Linked DNA regions of Homo sapiens: region 1 is linked to region 2. The links are chromatin loops, found by intact Hi-C in ENCODE. Cell type or tissue: heart left ventricle. All regions are shown on one strand. Links, peaks and the distances in the headings refer to the core of each region. The heading gives the core; the rest is flanking DNA. Region 1 overlaps SFT2D1 (SFT2 domain containing 1). Region 2 has its middle 17 kb from the start of MPC1-DT.

What was found. Hi-C counts contacts between places; a loop is a spot of excess contacts. Peaks named below come from ENCODE experiments on the same cell type or tissue, not always from the same donor. Only the 100,000 strongest peaks of a DNase experiment are listed, where the experiment ranks them.
Region 1: it touches region 2 in a loop (3-fold over the local background); 71 of 110 quality-filtered maps call a loop at or near these places.

The regions. Positions count from the first base shown.
Region 1 is chr6:166,326,742-166,335,379 of GRCh38, reverse strand. SFT2D1 (SFT2 domain containing 1) reads left to right here. Exons shown (of 8, transcript NM_145169.3): 2 at 5,133-5,219; 3 at 5,791-5,873; 4 at 7,023-7,104. It also overlaps the pseudogene HNRNPA1P49. Among named protein-coding and RNA genes, the nearest start is that of SFT2D1, 11 kb to the left of the region's middle. RefSeq lists an enhancer at 1,711-1,760. In heart left ventricle, for the core only: a CTCF peak has its summit at 4,534; a DNase peak (open chromatin) is centred at 4,579.
Region 2 is chr6:166,396,111-166,405,094 of GRCh38, reverse strand. No RefSeq gene overlaps it. Among named protein-coding and RNA genes, the nearest start is that of MPC1-DT, 17 kb to the right of the region's middle. RefSeq lists an enhancer at 4,854-5,358. In heart left ventricle, for the core only: a CTCF peak has its summit at 4,085 (motif pointing right); a DNase peak (open chromatin) is centred at 4,154; H3K27me3 peaks cover 646 bases.

The DNA.
Region 1 (8,638 bases), core at 1,809-6,808, 70 kb after region 2:
TTGTAATTGCCAAAATCATTGGAGCTTCTGCCACCTCCAGAATTGATTCCATCATTACCAAATCCATTACAGCCATCCCTGCTGCCACTGTATCCACCGCCACCGCTGTGGACAGCTGCCACCAAAGCCATCATGACCACTGAAATTTCCTCCATGACCGAAGTTGTCATTCCCACCAAAACCACCTCCACAACCACCACCAAAGTTTCCAGAAGCACTTCGACCTCTTTGGCTGGATAAAGCACTAGCCATCTCTTGCTTTCACAGGACTTCCCTAACTTCACAGTTTTGGCCATTCACAGTATGGTATTTCTGAGTGACAGTCTTGTCCACAGCGTCGTGGTTGTCAGAGGCACGAAGGCATAGCCCCTTTTCTTGGCACTACCTCTGTCAGTCATGATTTCAGTCACTTCAGTTTTTCCATACTGTTCAAGATCTCTTAGGCGATGTTCTTCAATGTCTTCTTTAATGCCGCCAGCAAATATCTTTTTCACAGTTGGGCACCTCGTCTTTGAGAATCTTCTCGAGACAGCCCTTTGGTTCCACAACTCTTCATCCACCTTGTGTGGCTTTGCATTCATGGCGCATCCACCTCCTTCACAGCGGCATACAGGACAAACCCAAAGCCCCAGAGTGCTTGGTGCTTGGATCTCATGACTACACAGTCCACGAGCGTTCCCCATCGCTCAGATTGGCTTCTCAGGTTCTCATCAGTTGTTTCAAAGCTCAGCCCTCCAGTGCCGAGATTCCACAGTCGGCCCTCCAGTGAGGAGCTTCCACAGCTGTTTAGGCTCTTTGGGAGACTCTGACTTACACTGGAGTGCAGTGGTGTGATCTCGGCTCACTGCAACCTCTGACTCCCGGGCTCAGGTGATCCTCCCACCTCGGCCTCCCAAGTAGCTGGCACTACATGTGTGTGCCCCCATACCTGGCTAATATTTGTATTTTTTGTAGAGATGGAGGACTCGCCATGTTGCCCAGGCAGGTCTTGAACTGGGTTCAAGCAATCCGCCTGCCTCAGCTTCCCAAAGTGCCAGGATTACAGGCGTGAGCCACAGTGCCTGGCCTATGGTATTTTTGGTGTAGCAGCCAGCACATAGATTTTTAACCAGGAGCTGGATCCCTTACCCAGCACTTAGAACAGGCACATAGCAGCACTCAGTATTTATTGAGCCAGTTAGTGGATGGATGGATGGATGGATGAATGGATGTATGAGTGTACAGAGGCTGGAAGGTGAAGTGAAGTAAGCTTTCTGTTTAAGATGGAAGGGACTTCATGTTTAAAAGTTGATGGATGCATTTTCAGAGAGTGAGAACATGTTCACTAGAGGAAAAAGCCCAATAGCATCAATTCCCTGAGCAGGTAAGGGGTTGGCTGTAAAGCAGGGTGGACAGGTGGATCTCAGCTCTGTGGGAACCAGGAAAGGACAAGAGCATGGGTGTTCTTAGTTGGTGTGTTTGGTGGTTTGGTGGTTTGGTGGCAGCAGGAAGGTAAGGGAGTTCACACTGATGGCTTTGGGTTTCTGTGTGTGAAGTAGGGGAAGTTGTCTGCTAAGAATGGAAGTGTGGGGCAGGAAGTGGAGGTTTGAAGTGGTTTAGAGTAAAATGGACGTTGAGATAAAGCAAGAAGCCTTAGATTGCCAGGCAGCAATGTGCAGGCCATGGGGGGCTGATGAGGACTGGCTCAGGACCCCCCTGCCCTGTGCCTGACTCCACCCAGCAGTGCTCAGCTCAGCACCTCCTGGAGCAGGAGGAGGGAAAGCTGCACTCCGGTGGGATTTTACCAGGTGGAGGCAGCGGAAAGGGAATTTGAATGTCCTGTTGAAGCCGCTGAAAAAACGGAGAAGGGCCGGATGAGGAGTTCAGGAGGCCAAGGAGTCAGCACGGTGGGGCCGAGGAACCAGCCTGCTGCCAGAAGAAACGGGTCGGAGAGCGGCAGCCGGAATTTTGGCGATGGTGTAATTTCGAGCAGGAAGACTGCCCTGGGCTGGGTCACTGAGTGGAGTGGAGGGGAAAGGCCAGTGGAGATCAGGGGATGCTGCACAGAAAGGCCAGGCTGCCCACGCACACGTGGAACCCGTGCCGCATGCTGCAAGGATCTGGATAGGCCCCGCGATCAAGAGTCCTGAATGAGAAGGAGAAAGTGTGGACCCCAGCAGCGGGTGTGGGGAGCGGGCGGTTCTGCCTGGAATGGGCCTGAGGGTCTGCGGATGTCTGTTTCTTTTTCTCACTTGTCTGCACAACTTTGACTTTTTATACCCACTGCTATTTTGAAAAAGGAGTGGGAGGAATACTGGATTCAGTGTCATCATTAGTGGAAAGCCACAAGTGTTTCCTATGTTTAGATGGCAGAAGCCCAGGGGCAAGGCTCAGGTCCTTCCAGCTGTGCTGTCTCCTGGCGATCCGTGGATTAGAGCTGTTCCTCAGCTTCTCCGTCACTTAAAGGGGTGGGTTTCGGCTGTGCTGTGGGAGCCACTCATTCAGCCTTCATGTTGTTGCTGCTAGGACTACATTTTCCTCTATTATGTTTCTCACCTGCTTTTGTAAAAAATTAATGAATGAAGTTCTAGTTGCAAGCAGTGCTGTGCTTACTGTGGCGGGAATAGGGGAGCAGCCCCTCCTCAAGGGCCTGTATTCTCTTGGCTTCCTCTTCCTCTGGTAGCAGATAAGTAAAATGATGGATGGTGGTTTTGGGAGAGGAAGAGGTGGCAATTTTATTTCTTTTCTAAGACTAAGAGATTAACAAAGTTGCTGGTTTTGGTGGGATTGCTCCTGATTGGTGGTAAAAGAAAGCAGCACATAAATGCTTATGATAAGCAGGCTGGGTGCAGTGGCTCGTGGCTCATGCCTGTAATCCAGCACTTTGGGAGACCGAGGCGGGTGATCACTTGAGGTCAGGAGTTTGAGACCAGCCTGGCCAACATAGTGAAACCCCGTTTCTACTAAAAATACAAAAAATTAGTCAGGCCTGGTGGCGTGGACCTGTAGTCCCAGCTAATTGGGAGACTGAGGTAGGAGAATCACTTGAACCTGGGAGGCGGAGGTTGCATTGAGCTGAGATGGCGCCTGAGCAACAGAGTGAGACTCTGTCTCAAAAAAATGCTTGTGATAAGCAGACGTCAGGGTTCCTTCTGTCTCCTAGTTGGAAGATGCACTGCCAGGTTTTCTTTCATGTTGAAGCATATCACAGTTTTCCCAATTAGGAGTCAGGAAATCTGTATAGTTGTTTCGTATCCTAGACAATTTGCAAGACTTGAGACAAATCATTTGCTTGTGGATTGAATATTCCATGTTTACAAGTGGAAATAATTTGTCCTGCTGTTTCGTTTTAAAGATCAATACACGGAAGATGGCAATAGGAGGAAAAAATACCTACTATTATACAAATAGCCGTGCTGTTTCCTTGCTGAGAGAAAAACTGGCTATTGAAAAGCAGCGATTGAACTTGTGAACAATGGGGTGATTTGAACTTGGAAAAGAAGGAAAAATGGATGCTTTTTCCTCTCACTAAATCCTCACAGCATTGTGGACTCACACGAACCTTTAGAAATCATTATTCTTTCCATTTTTAATTGACAAATAAAAGTTATATACATTTATTGTGTACAGCGTGATGTTTTGACCTATGTATACTTTGTGGGATGGTTAAATGAAGCTGATGGGCGTGTCTCCATTTTTTTTAACAGATCATTTACTATGTAATTCAGTCTTTGCAGTTTATTCTGGCCTGCGTAGTTAAAATATACTTAGTGTATATTCTTCCTGATCAGTAAGAATGAAATGTAGATGTTTTTATAGGCAATTTCACTCTTTGTTTAAAACCAAGTGTTTAGTTTTGCCATAAACAGATGACATTGCTGGAAACAAGAATGTGAATTAAAACTTAAAAAACATTTAAAATGTGTTAAAGAGTGATATATGTTTCATTACAGAATACTTAGTTATTTTTATCTGCTTTTCATGCTACATAAGGATTCACAGATTAATCTCTTGAGGTAAGGAATGTAACCAAATGTATTTTGAACTGTTGCATATAGAACTTTCTCTTATTTTTCATTATTCTTGAAAATATAAGCATGTAGTCTTATTTTTAAGTGGATGTGGTAGTATAAATTAGAAATTTAAGTTTTGGAATATAAATCCTTGCTGTATATTTCTAGTTTCTTGCACAGCTGCTGTTGATAGATACTTTTTTAGCCTTATTTGGAAAATATATTTTAATAGTATAATTAGTAATCTGAGTGTGTTTATTTCACCACTACTGTGTGCTGGGTTATCATACTGTACAAAGTAGACTTAGTAATTTCTACTTTTTTCCCCACATAATTTGGCTAGAATTTGCATGGTATATAGGAATGCTGTTGCTCTAGAATAAATGATCATTTCACAGTATGTTTTTACAGTGGTGGAGGAGGGGCCCAAAACTTTCATGGGTTGGACTGAAAGAGCTTAGAACGGGTACCGTCTGGTGCGTGCTGTGATCGTCTCTGCTGGGGCTGCTCAGGCTGCCTCCTGTAGGTGGCCAGCGTCCTCTACCCTCCATGGGGTGCAGTCACCCCACCCCACCCCTGGCCTGCAGCCAATGACCGGCCGAAGGGAGGTGGCGTGTGGAAGGCCAGCCTCTGCCTCCAGCAGGACTTGCACTGAGTGCGGATGCACTCGGATGCACTCAGACTCTGGCATCTAGGAGCCTGAGGAATTCGTCCTGCAGAGGCAGAGAGAACAGATAATGAACCTGTGTACTCTTTCCCAGCCTCTGCAGTTTCAGTGTTTTGCCTGGCCTGTTGCATCTGCCCCCTGTGTTTTTTTAATCTTTGTATATTTTATAATATATCTTATATGTCATTTTATCCATATCAGTGTATATCGGCTGTCCCTAACAGATAAGGACTTTTGTGAAACATATTATCAGACTTTGCAAAATTAATGGTTATTCCTCAGCATCATCTGCTACCCAGACCATGGTCATATTACCCTTAACAACCGTGGAATCTTAGTATTCTTGAATGACACTGTGATATGCAAAATAAATGATTCAGACTATGTGTTAAAACTTTGCTTTAATTTAGTATAAAGAATCAGATTGGTAGTGAATTAAGACTATATTCTAAATTTTCCCATTTTTTATTAAGGTCCTGGATGCCTCATCCCTTAGTTTCAACACCAGATTGAAATGGTTTGCCATCTGCTTCGTATGTGGCGTTTTCTTTTCTATTCTTGTGAGTTAAGGCTTTATATTGTTTAATAATTTTTATTTTGTATTAGACTAATAATTCCATTTAGTACCAAAAACTAATGTCCTTTACTAAATCCCTGTTAGACCATTTTGGTGGAAGGTATTTATTAAACTAAAATAAAGGGGTAGAGATCAATGAAAATACGTAGAAATTAGTATTTTGGGGAGTTTTGTGGATAGTTGAAATAATTTAAGAAAAATGTATCAATGTGTTAAAAGATCTGGAGAGTCAGTAATTTAGATGTTTATTACCTTTTCATACTTGGTATTTAGCATGAAAATTTAACTTAAATAGACTGAGATTTACTGGTAAGCACAAAGTTTTGTTATGGCTCATTTATATATGCTAGTGCAAATAGGAAGAAGATTCAAGTTAGTGTATAACATTGAAAATTAACTATTTTTTCTGTGTAATCAGACTAGACTGTCTACAAGCAGATTTGTATTTAAACATATTACATAATATTGGTATTGTATTACTGCAGTAGCACGTTTATATTTTAACCATTAAAATCATAAAATTATTTTAAAATAACTATAATATCTTAACTTAGGGAACTGGATTGCTGTGGCTTCCGGGCGGCATAAAGCTTTTTGCAGTGTTTTATACCCTCGGCAATCTTGCTGCGTTAGCCAGGTACGTTTGGCTTCTCAAAATATCTTGTTTGCTCTTGCTACCAAATTTACCTTTCTAATAAGCACTTTCCCAGTAGGATGTTTATGTAGTTCTGTACATACTGTGAATTCAGCCACAGGATTTACATTCATTAAATAAATATGTATTGACTGCTGCTGTATGCCGTCTCCCATAACAGACGGTATTAGTGCTAGGAATAGCCAGCCTTTGTGGGGCACTTAATGTGTGTCTGGGACTGTTCTAAGTGTTTTGTATGTATTATGACGAGCTTGTGAGGTAGGCAGTATTATCATCCCCGTTTATAACTGGAGATAATAGCACAGAGCAGGGGAGTCAGTGCTGCCCATGGCGATGAACCTAAATCATGGCTGAGGTGGGAATCCTGCAGGCAGTGGGAATCCGGAGGTGGGATCCCACCATGGCTGAGGTGGGAATCCGGAGCCCAGGCTTGGAGCTGCTGCACTCTAGGCTTTGTTCTTGTGGAGCTTACATTTTAATGAAGAAGATGTTCACATGATAAGCCAGAAAAAGATGGGATGGCATTGGTGCTGTGCAGAGAATTAAAACAGGGTGTGGCAGTAGTGACAGAGGGCTACTTTATATTGGGAGTATGAGAATCCCTCTTTGAGAATCTTTGTCGCATCTTTGGGTTGTTGTTTGTCTTAGCCCTTTTTATGCTGCAGTAACAGAATACTGTAGACTGGGCGACTTAGGAAGAATAGAAATTTTTCTCACAGTTGGAGGCCTGAAGTCCAAGGTTAAGGCACATCCATCCTGCTGATAGATGCATCCCCCAAGGGGAAGATCCCTGTGTCCTCCCAGGGCAGAAGAGGAAAGAGCAACCCCCAGGCAGCCTCTCCTCCAAGGGCCTTTGATCCCTTTCAAAGGGAGGAGTTCTCACAGCCTAGTCCGGTCTTCATACTAACACACTGAAGACACTTACATTTTGGAGAAGACACCTTCACACCATAGCATGTCTATTGGTATAGTTGTAAAGTTTCTTTATAAAGTTAAGGAAAAAAAAAATTTTAGTGAGAGATTTTAATTAAATAAAGCAACAGGGCTTCTTTTTTAAAAAAGTAGTTTATTTTTGCATAACCAGATAAATTAGTAGACCTGTACCTCAGTCACTTTATTTGTTTCAAATAGTACATGCTTTTTAATGGGACCTGTGAAGCAACTGAAGAAAATGTTTGAAGCAACAAGATTGCTTGCAACAATTGTTATGCTTGTAAGTAAATAATACATTTTTAAAACTTTTATTGAAGTATTCTTTGCACTGTTATTTTACGAATAATTGCCTGTTATGTATGTATACTTCTTTTTTTATTTTTATTTTTTTTTATTATTATACTTTAAGTTTCAGGGTTGTATGTATACTTCTTGTGTTGAATATAATAATTATATCCGGCCGGGCACGGTGGCTCACGTCTGTAATCCCAGCACTTTGGGGGGCCAAGGTGGGCGGATCACCTGATGGCAGGAGTTCAAGACCAGCCTGACCAATATAATGAAACCCCGTCTCTACTAAAAATACAAAAATTAGCCCGGTGAGGTGGCATGCACCTGTAATCCCAGCTACTTGGGAGGCTGAGACAGAATCACTTGAACCTGGGAGGTGGAGGTTGCAGTGAGCCAAGATCACACCATTGCACTCCAGACTGGCCAACAAGAGTGAAGCTCCATCTAAAAACCAAAAAAAAAATATATCCTATGTGGTTATAGAGTTCAGATGGTACAGTATTGTCTAAGACTACTGGCTGGGTAAAGCCTGCTTCTGCTGCGTATATGGCATGGTGTAGCTGCGTATTTAAATGGAGCCTAGAGCTGAGTGTGCTTTCATTTTTAAGCCCTGCTGATGGTTTCATGAGGGATTGTTAGTTTGTACCCTTTAGAGGGTGGGCATAGACACCCTCTATGCTGAGGGTGAGATTTAGCATCATTTGTCATCTGACTTTTGTCCCTTCTCTGTGTGCCAACTTGACAAATTCTAACAATATGGCTCCCGTAACAGTATCTTTAAAGGTGCCTTCCATTACATTGTGGGTTCTGTCCACAACTCTCAGGTCATCACTCTTATTATCTTGAGCCTGGGTGGCGGGTAGATGAGAGCTTACACTTTGGCTAGTAAGGTTGTTTCCATTCTCATACGTGCTGGGTGTTCAGCTGATCATCGTTTTGTGTATTGTGGGCAGGAGGGGGACCCAAATCTCTTCTGCATCCTGCCTCTGCCTCCTAACTCACCTGGTCTGTGTCTCTTGTGGATTTCTTTTGCCTTCAAGCATTTATGATATTTAAAGAATTTAAATGTTACCATTATAACTATTAACATTAGCTTTCCAAACACAGCTAACCTATGTTAATTTATAAGGAAATGTTTGTTAACTCTAATCTGCCTGGCAGTCTTCTCCCATCTCCTCACTAGAGTAAAAACTCATTTTTAGCTTTATTTATTATGTCTTTATTCAACTTCATAGTTTCTTACCACTTTTATAATCTCCAATTATTTTGAATTTCCTATAATAGCATATGTATCAACATATATATAAACATTTAACTTCAGATTACTAACAAAGTATATTTCACTGTTAGAATATAAGTAGTTTATATTCCACTAAGATTTTAGTTAGTTTTATTTAAGAAATCCTGGCACTTACCCCTCAAACTTTTTAGTAACATACTGTACCTTACAAAAACACACATGTTGAGAGAACGTGGGAACGTTTGAACATATAAGACGTCTCCCAAGGTGGAGCACTTTGCGT
Region 2 (8,984 bases), core at 1,480-6,479:
GCACGTGTCCGTACAACAGACTGATTGTGCAGATCTCTGCTTCTGAGTTTAGCCTTAGAATGATCTGGTGTTAATTCTCACCGCAACCTCCACCTCTCGGGTTCAAGTGATTCTCCTGCCTCAGTCTCCCAAGTAGCTGGGATTATAGGTGCCTGCCACCATGTCTGGCTGATTTTTGTGTTTTAGTAGAGATGGGGTTTCACCATGTTGTCCAGGCTGGTCTCGAACTCCTGACCTCAGGTGATCCACCCGCCTCGGCCTCCCAAAGTGCTGGGATTACAGGCATGAGCCACTGTGCCCGGCCTAATTCTAGATTTATCTGGACTCTTAAGTCATGTTTCATTTATACTTTTTCCACTTAATTTTATGAATATGAAGCTTCATAAAATAATGCAAAAATTAATGCAAGCCAGACATTAATTTATACAATATCACCACGAGCCCAACAGTCTCACACATTCTACTGCATTTGGCACCCATCTGACATTGAGTTTTCTTCAGCTTCCTCTTTCAGCATGACAGTAATTAAATTATCTATTTTGTACCAAGTATTTATAAAGCTGGAAACTAGATATGCACCTGAAACTATAATTCATTTTGTAAGTATTGGAATTAACTCCAGTTCTGCACCTGAAACTATAATTCATTTTGTAGTATTGGAATTAACTCCAGATCTGCACTTGACTTCAGCACTGACTCAGTTTCTTTGTCCAGTCTCTCCTAAGAACAGAATGCCCCTCAGTATCCGCTGTAAGAAGCACAGTGACTGAGTTAACTACTCGTGCCCTTGTGGGCCATCTACTGATTCATGGTAGGTGCGGCCCTAGTCACAGAAAGGAGCGTTTTAGCAAGGCTCCTGCGTGATTCTGATAGGATTGCCCAAACACAGCACCTGCCCAGTGAAACGCCATCTGCTACGGACTGAATGTTTGTGCCCACCACCAAGTTTGTACGTTGAAATCCTCACCCCCAAAGGAATGGTATTAAGGGGTGGGGCCTTCGAGGAGTGATTAGATCATGAGGATGGCATCTTCATGAATGGGATTAGTGACCCGATAGGAGAGAAAGAGACTGAAGCTCATTCTACTCTCTACCATGTGAAGATACTGCTAGCAGTCAGCAGTGTGAAACCAGGAAGAGGGCCATCACCAAGACCCAAACATGAGGGTGTCTTGATCTCGGACTTCCAGTCTCCAGAACTGTGAGAAATCAGTGTTCTCCTAGATGCCTCCAGGGAACATGGGCAAGAGTCTGACCCACTGGCCGGGTGCCCCATCGCCTGCCAGCCCCCTTCCCATCATATCAACGGGTGTGTCACTGCTTTTCAATCCAGCTCCACACCCAGTAATCTGTCCTCAATTCTCCACATTTCCCTGAAGATGTGTTGCTTTCTCATATCAATTTCTATATTAGTTACGGTTCCTTGGTTACAAGCAATAGAAAGTAACTATCCTAATCAAACAAACGAAATGTATTACAAAGTAAAGTAGTTAAGATTAAGTTTCAGGGGTGAAGAAAGATTGGTTAATAGGCACAAACATGCAGTTAGGTAGAAGGAATAAGTTCTAATGTTCAATAGCAGAATACAGTGACTATAGTTATCAACAGTGTATTGTATGTTTCAAAATAGCTAGAAGACTTGAGACGTTCCCAACATATAGAAATAATAAATACTGCAGGTGATGGATACCCTAAATCCTCTGACTTGGTCATAACACATTCTGTGCATGCAACAAAACACCACACCTACCCCATAAGTGTGTATGAATATGTATCAGTAAAAACATGGAAACAACCCAGATATCCACCAGTGGATTCATGGAGAAACAAAATGTGCTATCCATGCAATGGAATATTATTCAGCCACAAAAATAAACGGAGTGCTGATAAATGCTCCAACATAGGTGAGCCTTGAAACACTACACAGTGAAGGAAGCCAGACACAAAGGCCACATGTGGTGTGATTCATTTACATAAAATGTCCAGGACAGCAAATCCACAGAGACAGAAAGCAGATTGGTGGTTGCCAAGGAGAACATTAGTGGAGAGGGAATAGATAGTGACTGATAATGGGTGTAAAGTGTTTTTTTTGGTGGGGGTGCCAAAAATGTTCAAAAATTAGAATGTGATGATGGTCACACACCCTGTAAACATACTGAAGGTGGTACATTTCAAATGGGTAAATTGTATGGTATGTGAATTATATCTCCATAAAACGATTAACCATTCCCTGAAAAAAGATTAGGTTTCACTGTGAGCAGCAGGAAGCCCAAAGTGACAGCAGCCTTCTGAGGTCTAAGTTTGTAGATCTCTCAGGCGAGCCTCAGGGCAGGCTGGATGGCAGCCCAGCTCCTCTGAGCCCTCCCGGTCCCAAAGGACCTCTAACTCACAGGCCTCATCTTCATGCTTCCAGATGCCAGCATCTGCATTCCGGAAAGCCTGCTGGATGAGGCGACAAAGGAAGGTGAAAGAAAGGGTGTGGAGCAGCTAACTCTAAGAATGGTTCCTGAGAGAGAGAGAGAGAGAGAGAGAGAGAGAGAGAGAGAGAGAGAGAGAGGGAGGGGGAGGGGGAGGGGGAGGGGGAGGGGGAGGGGGAGGGGGAGGGGGAGGGGGAGAGGGAGAGGGAGAGGGAGAGGGAGAGGGAGAGAGAGTCATCTCATGGGGCCACCTTTGTATATGCAGTCAGTCACTGACCGAAACATTGTGTCGTGCATGACTGTATATATCTATATCTATACAGATAGACAGATAGATAGATAGATAGATAGATGCATATACAATGGTGGTCCTATAGGATGACAATACCATATCATATTTTTACTGTACCTTTTCTATGTTTAGATATGTCTAGATACACAAATGCTTATCATTGTGTTACAGTTGCCTACAGTATTCAGCACAGTACCATGCTGCTTAGGTTTGTAGCCTGGGAGCAATAGGCTACACCATAGAGCCTAAGTACACAATGGGCTATACCATCTAGGTTTGTGTAAATGCACTCTCTAATGTCGACACAGTGATGAAATTACCAGAACGTGTTTCCATCATTCAGTGATGCATGAAAGAGAGAGAGTGTGTGTGTGTAGCTAACGCAGTTAGACTGTGTTTAGCTTGCAGAAAGTGAGGCAATTTGGCTGTTATCTGGGCCTGATATTTTCACACCAAATCATACATGCCAGCAGATACATGGCAAGGTCCCGGGCAGCTTGGTCATTTTAAAGGACCTCAGAATTTCTTCCACCGTAACTCCATTTACTCTCAACAGCCTCCCACTCAGATACCTGGTGCTAAGTACTGTCATCAGGTTTCAGTGCCGTTTTGGTCAGAGATGTCCAACAGACAAATCCTGCGTAATCCTTTCCATTTCAGCTCAGACATTATTACCTCCATACAATCCGGACTGCCCTTTATACAGCCTCATACCGGATCGAGGAAGAGACTGAAGTGAAATTGTTCTTGTGTGCGCCTCTCTCCCCCTAGCCTGGAGCACCCCTGAGAGTTGCAATCCTTTTCTTCTTTCTATGCCTGGCCCGGTGCTGGGCACAAATCATTATTTGTAAATGAGTGAATAGGTGGGGACTGGGCTGGAATTTACGAGTTCCCTGTTCAGCGTCCACTACGCATGTGGCCATTCAAAATTCTACATGGGGCCTCGGGTGGCTGGGGTGGCCTTGTTGAACGTGGCCTGTTAACTATATAAATTCACCTCTTTATTTTTTTTTTTTAATTGAGACGGAGTCTCGTTCTGTCGCCCAGCCTGGAGTGCAGCGGCACAATCTCAGCTCACTGCGACCTCCTCCTCCCGGGTTCAAGTGATTCTCCTGCCTCAGCCTCCTGAGTAGCTGGGATTACAGGCGCGTGCCACCACACCTGGCTAATTTTTGTATTGTTTAGTAGAGATGGGATTTCACCATGTTGGCCAGGCTGGTCTTGAACTCCTGACCTCAGGTGATCCGCCCTCCTTGGCCTCCCAAAGTGCTGGGATTACAGGCGTGAACCACCACCCCGGCATAAATTCATCTCTTTTCCTTCTGGAAACTTCACTACGTTGCGGGACAAGTAAGTTCTGTGTGTTTGCAATTGTTACAAAATGCCAGCAGAGGGCAGTGCTTGTACAGCTAGACCTGCAGGCCATGCAGAACGCGCTCAGCCCTGCAGCTCTGGGAGCCCTCTCAGGACCCGTGCACTGCGATGGCCAGAGCCCCCATGGGTCACCGGTCAGACAGGGTCCTGCCACTGGCTCCTCATACAGCCCAGGGCAAGCGATTGCCAACCTGAAGTTCACAACAGGACCAGGAGTCCGTGGGCTCCATCAGTATTAAGAAAAGCTGATGAAGGCCAGGCGCTGTAGCTCACATCTGTAATCCCAGCACTTTGGGAGGCCAAGGCAGGCAGGTCACTTGAGGTCAGGAGTTCGAGACCAGCCTGGCTACCATGCTGAAACCCTATCTCTAATAAAAATACAAAAAAAGCCGGGCATAGTGGTGGGTGCCTGTAATCCCAGCTACGCGGGAGGCTGAGGCAGGAGAATCACCTGAACCCGGGAGGCAGAGGTTACAGTGAGCTGAGATCACACCACTGCACTCCAGCCTGGGTGACAGAGCCAGACTCTGTCTTCAAAATAAAAAAGAAAGAAAGGAAGAAAAGTTGATGAGAATCATAAGTTCACACACCGTAAACCTGCAGAGGTGAAAAGTCATGTCTATTTGAGTTTTGTTTGGTTTTATATTAACCCAGTATACTAACACTGGATGTCTCACATGAAGGAGAAATTTAAATGTCTCCTTTAAACTGTCCTCTTTAGAGGGGACAAACATGTTACATAATAAATACTTCCTTATAAGACAAAGTCTTTATATAACAGGTCTGTTAGGAAAAAACTTAACTTTACAAAGGATCTTCAAGGGTGAAAGTGGTTGTGAATCAGTGACTCGGGTAATAAGAAGAGAGTCTTAGGCAATGTGTCTGAAATGAAGCCCAGCAGCTGTATTTCACAGCATCACGTAAGACTCTGTCGATCCACTCTTATTTTTTTTTTTTTTTTTTTTTGAGACGGAGTCTCCCTGTCACCCAGGCTGGAGTGCAGTGGCGCAATCTCGGCTCACTGCAAGCTCCGCCTCCTGGGTTCACGCCATTCTCCTGCCTCAGCCTCCCGAGTAGCTGGGACTACAGGCGCCTGCCACCACGCCCGGCTAATTTTTTGTATTTTTAGTAGAGATGGGGTTTCACCGTGTTAGCCAGGATGGTCTCGATCTCCCGACCTCGTGATCTGCCCGCCTCGGCCTCTCACAGGGATTACAGGCGTGAGCCGCGTGCCCGGCCTGAAGAAGCACTATTTAATACCACCTGCAGCGCAAAGGTGACTGAAAACAAGAAAGTGCTGTCTCTAGCTGGGGCTTCCTCGAGCTTCTGCCCGCTGTGCGCTGCACGTTGCCACCTGGATGTGAGACAGCACTTCACACCGGCCCTTCCAATCCTGCGTCCACATCTTCACCCAACCTCCGCCTGGACATGCTACTGCTCCTTCATTCCCTAACTCCGCTGAGACATTCCCATACATGCCATTTGCAAGTGATAAATCCCAAGATCCTGGGGTCCGAAGCTTCCGTCTTACCCCCCAGCACACCGTCAGCGGTCAGATCCTAACAGGTGTTCCCCTGCAGAGTTCTTGACTGTGCGCTTTTTCCCCATTCCCATCACCTCCAGCTTGTCTCTGCAATCGACACGTCTCATCCAGGCAATTGTAGTAACCTCTTGGCTGGCATCTTGCCACCACGTTGCCTCTCTCAATCTCTTCACATAGCAGCTTAAAATTCTGTCAGAAAATAATTGTGCCCGTATCACCTGACTATGTTAAACAACAACAACAACTTCAGCAGCTCTTGTTCTTCAAGAGAAAAATCGAAAACTCTGGGCTCTTTGGTCCAGCATACAAAGCCCCTGTGACCTTGGCCACATCAGCTCTCTTTGGTGAATCTCTAGGCACACCCACCTTAAAGGTATGCTCTCACGCTGTGCTGTCTGACTTGCTAGCCACTAGCCATATTTGGTATTTAAACTACTTACAATTTAAATTACTTGAAATTCAATAGAATTTAAATTTTAATTGTGTGGCCACACTCTCCACATTTCAAATGCTCGATAAGCAGGCTGCTGGTACATGAAAGTCCACAAGCAGGAGCTTCTGGACATTGGCAGCTAGACCTGCTTCAGCCACCCTGGTCACAGCGATCATCCTGCTCCCTGGCTTGCAGAGGTGGCTCGATGTGGCTACCACCTCCCTGCAAGTCTCACATGGATAGCTGCTCAGGAAAGCTCAAGTCACAGGGGAAATTAATGCTTCAAGGAAGTTTGAGATTCCAGCTTTCAAATAGCTTGAGTACAAAAAACCCATCTGTCCTATCCACCACACTCCAGCCTGCAGCCGCTCAAAGTCTCCACACAACTTTCTTCCTATTGTTCACCTCCAAAGTAACAGTGATGGCAGCCATGACATCCCCACCCAAATAACACAGCTGCTCTTCACAAACAATGAAAACATGCACATCGTCTCCCAAAGACAAAACCCAAGTCTCACCAGTCTCTCTTTACAGCCCTGGACAATCTTTCTCTTCCAGTCCAGTTCAGACTGAACACCTATAAACCATGAGCAACGCAGGAAGTTGGCCACCATCAGCACAATCTATATAAGGTAACAGGGAAATGGGGGTGGTGGAAGAAATCAGTTCCTCTAAGGCCCAGGATGAAAATGTGAATAGCTACTGTCATGGGTTGAATCAAGGTTTCACCCCTCCAAAAAAAATTATCCTGTTGAAGTCCTAACCCCAGTACCTAAAAATGTGACCGTCTTTGGAGACAGGGCCTTTACTAAGGTAATCAAGTGATGATGAGGTCATTGGGGTGGGGGGACCTAATCCAGCATGACTGGTGTTCTTATGGAAAGGGACATCTGGACACAGAGAGGGACATACACACAGGGAGGACGATGTGAAGAGACACAGGGAAAAGGTGGCCCTCTATAAGCCAAGGAGACAGGCCTCAGGAGAAATGTGCCCTGCCAGCACCTTGATCTTGGCCTTCCAGCCTCCAGGGCTGTGAGAGCAGCCTGCTGTTTAAGCTGCCCACCTGTGGGACTTTGTGATGGCAGCTGCAGGAAGCCAACACAGCTGGCACAGCCCTCAGCCCCTGTGCAGGTCCCTGTACCCGTGATGTTCCCAGCTGCCCCTCTCACACCGTCCTCGAACCTGGCCCCAGAGCTGCTTGGGAATCTTTGTCTGTATTTCCCTGTGGTCCCAGAAGGTGGAGGGCCCCTGCCCTTGGGTTGCTGCTGTCTTCTGTTAATGTTTCCCCACTGGGCTGGTGGTGCGGGGGTGCTTCCTCCCTGCCGCATGGAGGAACAGTGCCCTGACATCCCCCTTGCCAGTCAGGAGAGGCCGCCCCATGGTGTGGCCCCTGCCTGTGATGGCACAGTCTTGAGAGCCAGGGTGGCGGAACAGCATTGGTGTCCCTAGGGGAAGCATTCCCCCAGCAGGGCCCCGGAGCACAGAGAAAGGAAATAGTTTCTTGGCAAGTTGTTGGGTATCAATGTGAGTAATTCCACTATCACGTACAGTCCTTCAATCTCCACTTGTAGAGTCTGCAAGGGGAGAAAAGGCACCAGATAGTACAGTGGCTCAGAGCATGCACTGCTCAACCAGGATGCACCCCAGTCCCACCAGGGCTGTGAGGACCCCTCAGTAGGCCGCATCTCATTCTAAAGAGGCACAGTTCCTGAACATGGTGAGACCCATGAATCCTGGAAGTATCAGCCCATTCATTCCCTTGCTCCAGGTTTGGGCAGTTGGGACGAAGTAGCACATAAGGGGTGGCTTAAACAGCACACATGGACTCCTTGCCATCCTGGAGGCTGGAAGTCCAAGCTCATGGTGCCAGCAAATGTAGGTCCTGGTGAGGGACATCTTCCTGGCTTGAAGAGCCACCTTCTCACTGTGTCCTCCTATGGCAGAGAGAGATGGCTGTAGGAAGAGGTTTCTCTTCCTTTTCTACAAGGGCACTAGTCCCATCATGGGGCCCCACCCATATGATCTCATCTAAACCTAACCCTCCCCAAAAAGGCCCCACCTCCAGACACCATCACGCAGGGGGCCAGGTCTTCAGCACATGAATTTTGGGAGGACCCAGATACTCAGCACATAACACGTTGCTGTGAGGTTCCTGGTCAGAAACAATACTGTGTGATTACCATGTGGAGAAGCACCGAGTTAACCCACAGGTGTTACTGGAGCAGAAGCAGCATGTGGTCCACATACTGGGGTCCACACATGTACAGAGCTCTCTCCAGACCAGACCAGGCCTGGGGGACCCTCCTACTCATCCAGTCAGCGAGGGCCCCTTCCTTGCTGAGGCCACAGGGAAAGTGCAGTGGGAGGTTCTCCAGGGGCCTGGGCACCTGCTTACACAGCACACACCTGTGCTTGCCCCTCACCCCCACCCCCGCCCCCACCCCCGCCCCCAGCCACTGGATATCACCTATCCACTTCCGCCTCCTGAGGGACACCTGCTGGATATCACCTATCCACTTCCGCCTCCTGAGGGACCCCTGCTGGATATCACCTATCCACTTCCGCCTCCTGAGGGACCCCTGCTGGATATCACCTATCCACTTCCGCCTCCTGAGGGACCCCTGCTGGATATCACCTATCCACTTCTGCCTCCTGAGGGACCCCTGCTGGATATCACCTATCCACTTCTGCCTCCTGAGGGACCCCTGCTGGATATCACCTATCCACTTCCGCCTCCTGAGGGACCCCTGCTGGATATCACCTATCCACTTCTGCCTCCTGAGGGACCCCTGCTGGGTACATCAGCTCGTTGGCTGGGCGAGTCCGAGAGCAGCATTTTGTGAAGGGCAGGCAGGACACTGGGGTCCCCGGACCAGGCATTTAGTCTTCCAGGGCCCAGGAGAAATACATTTCTCAAAAAGA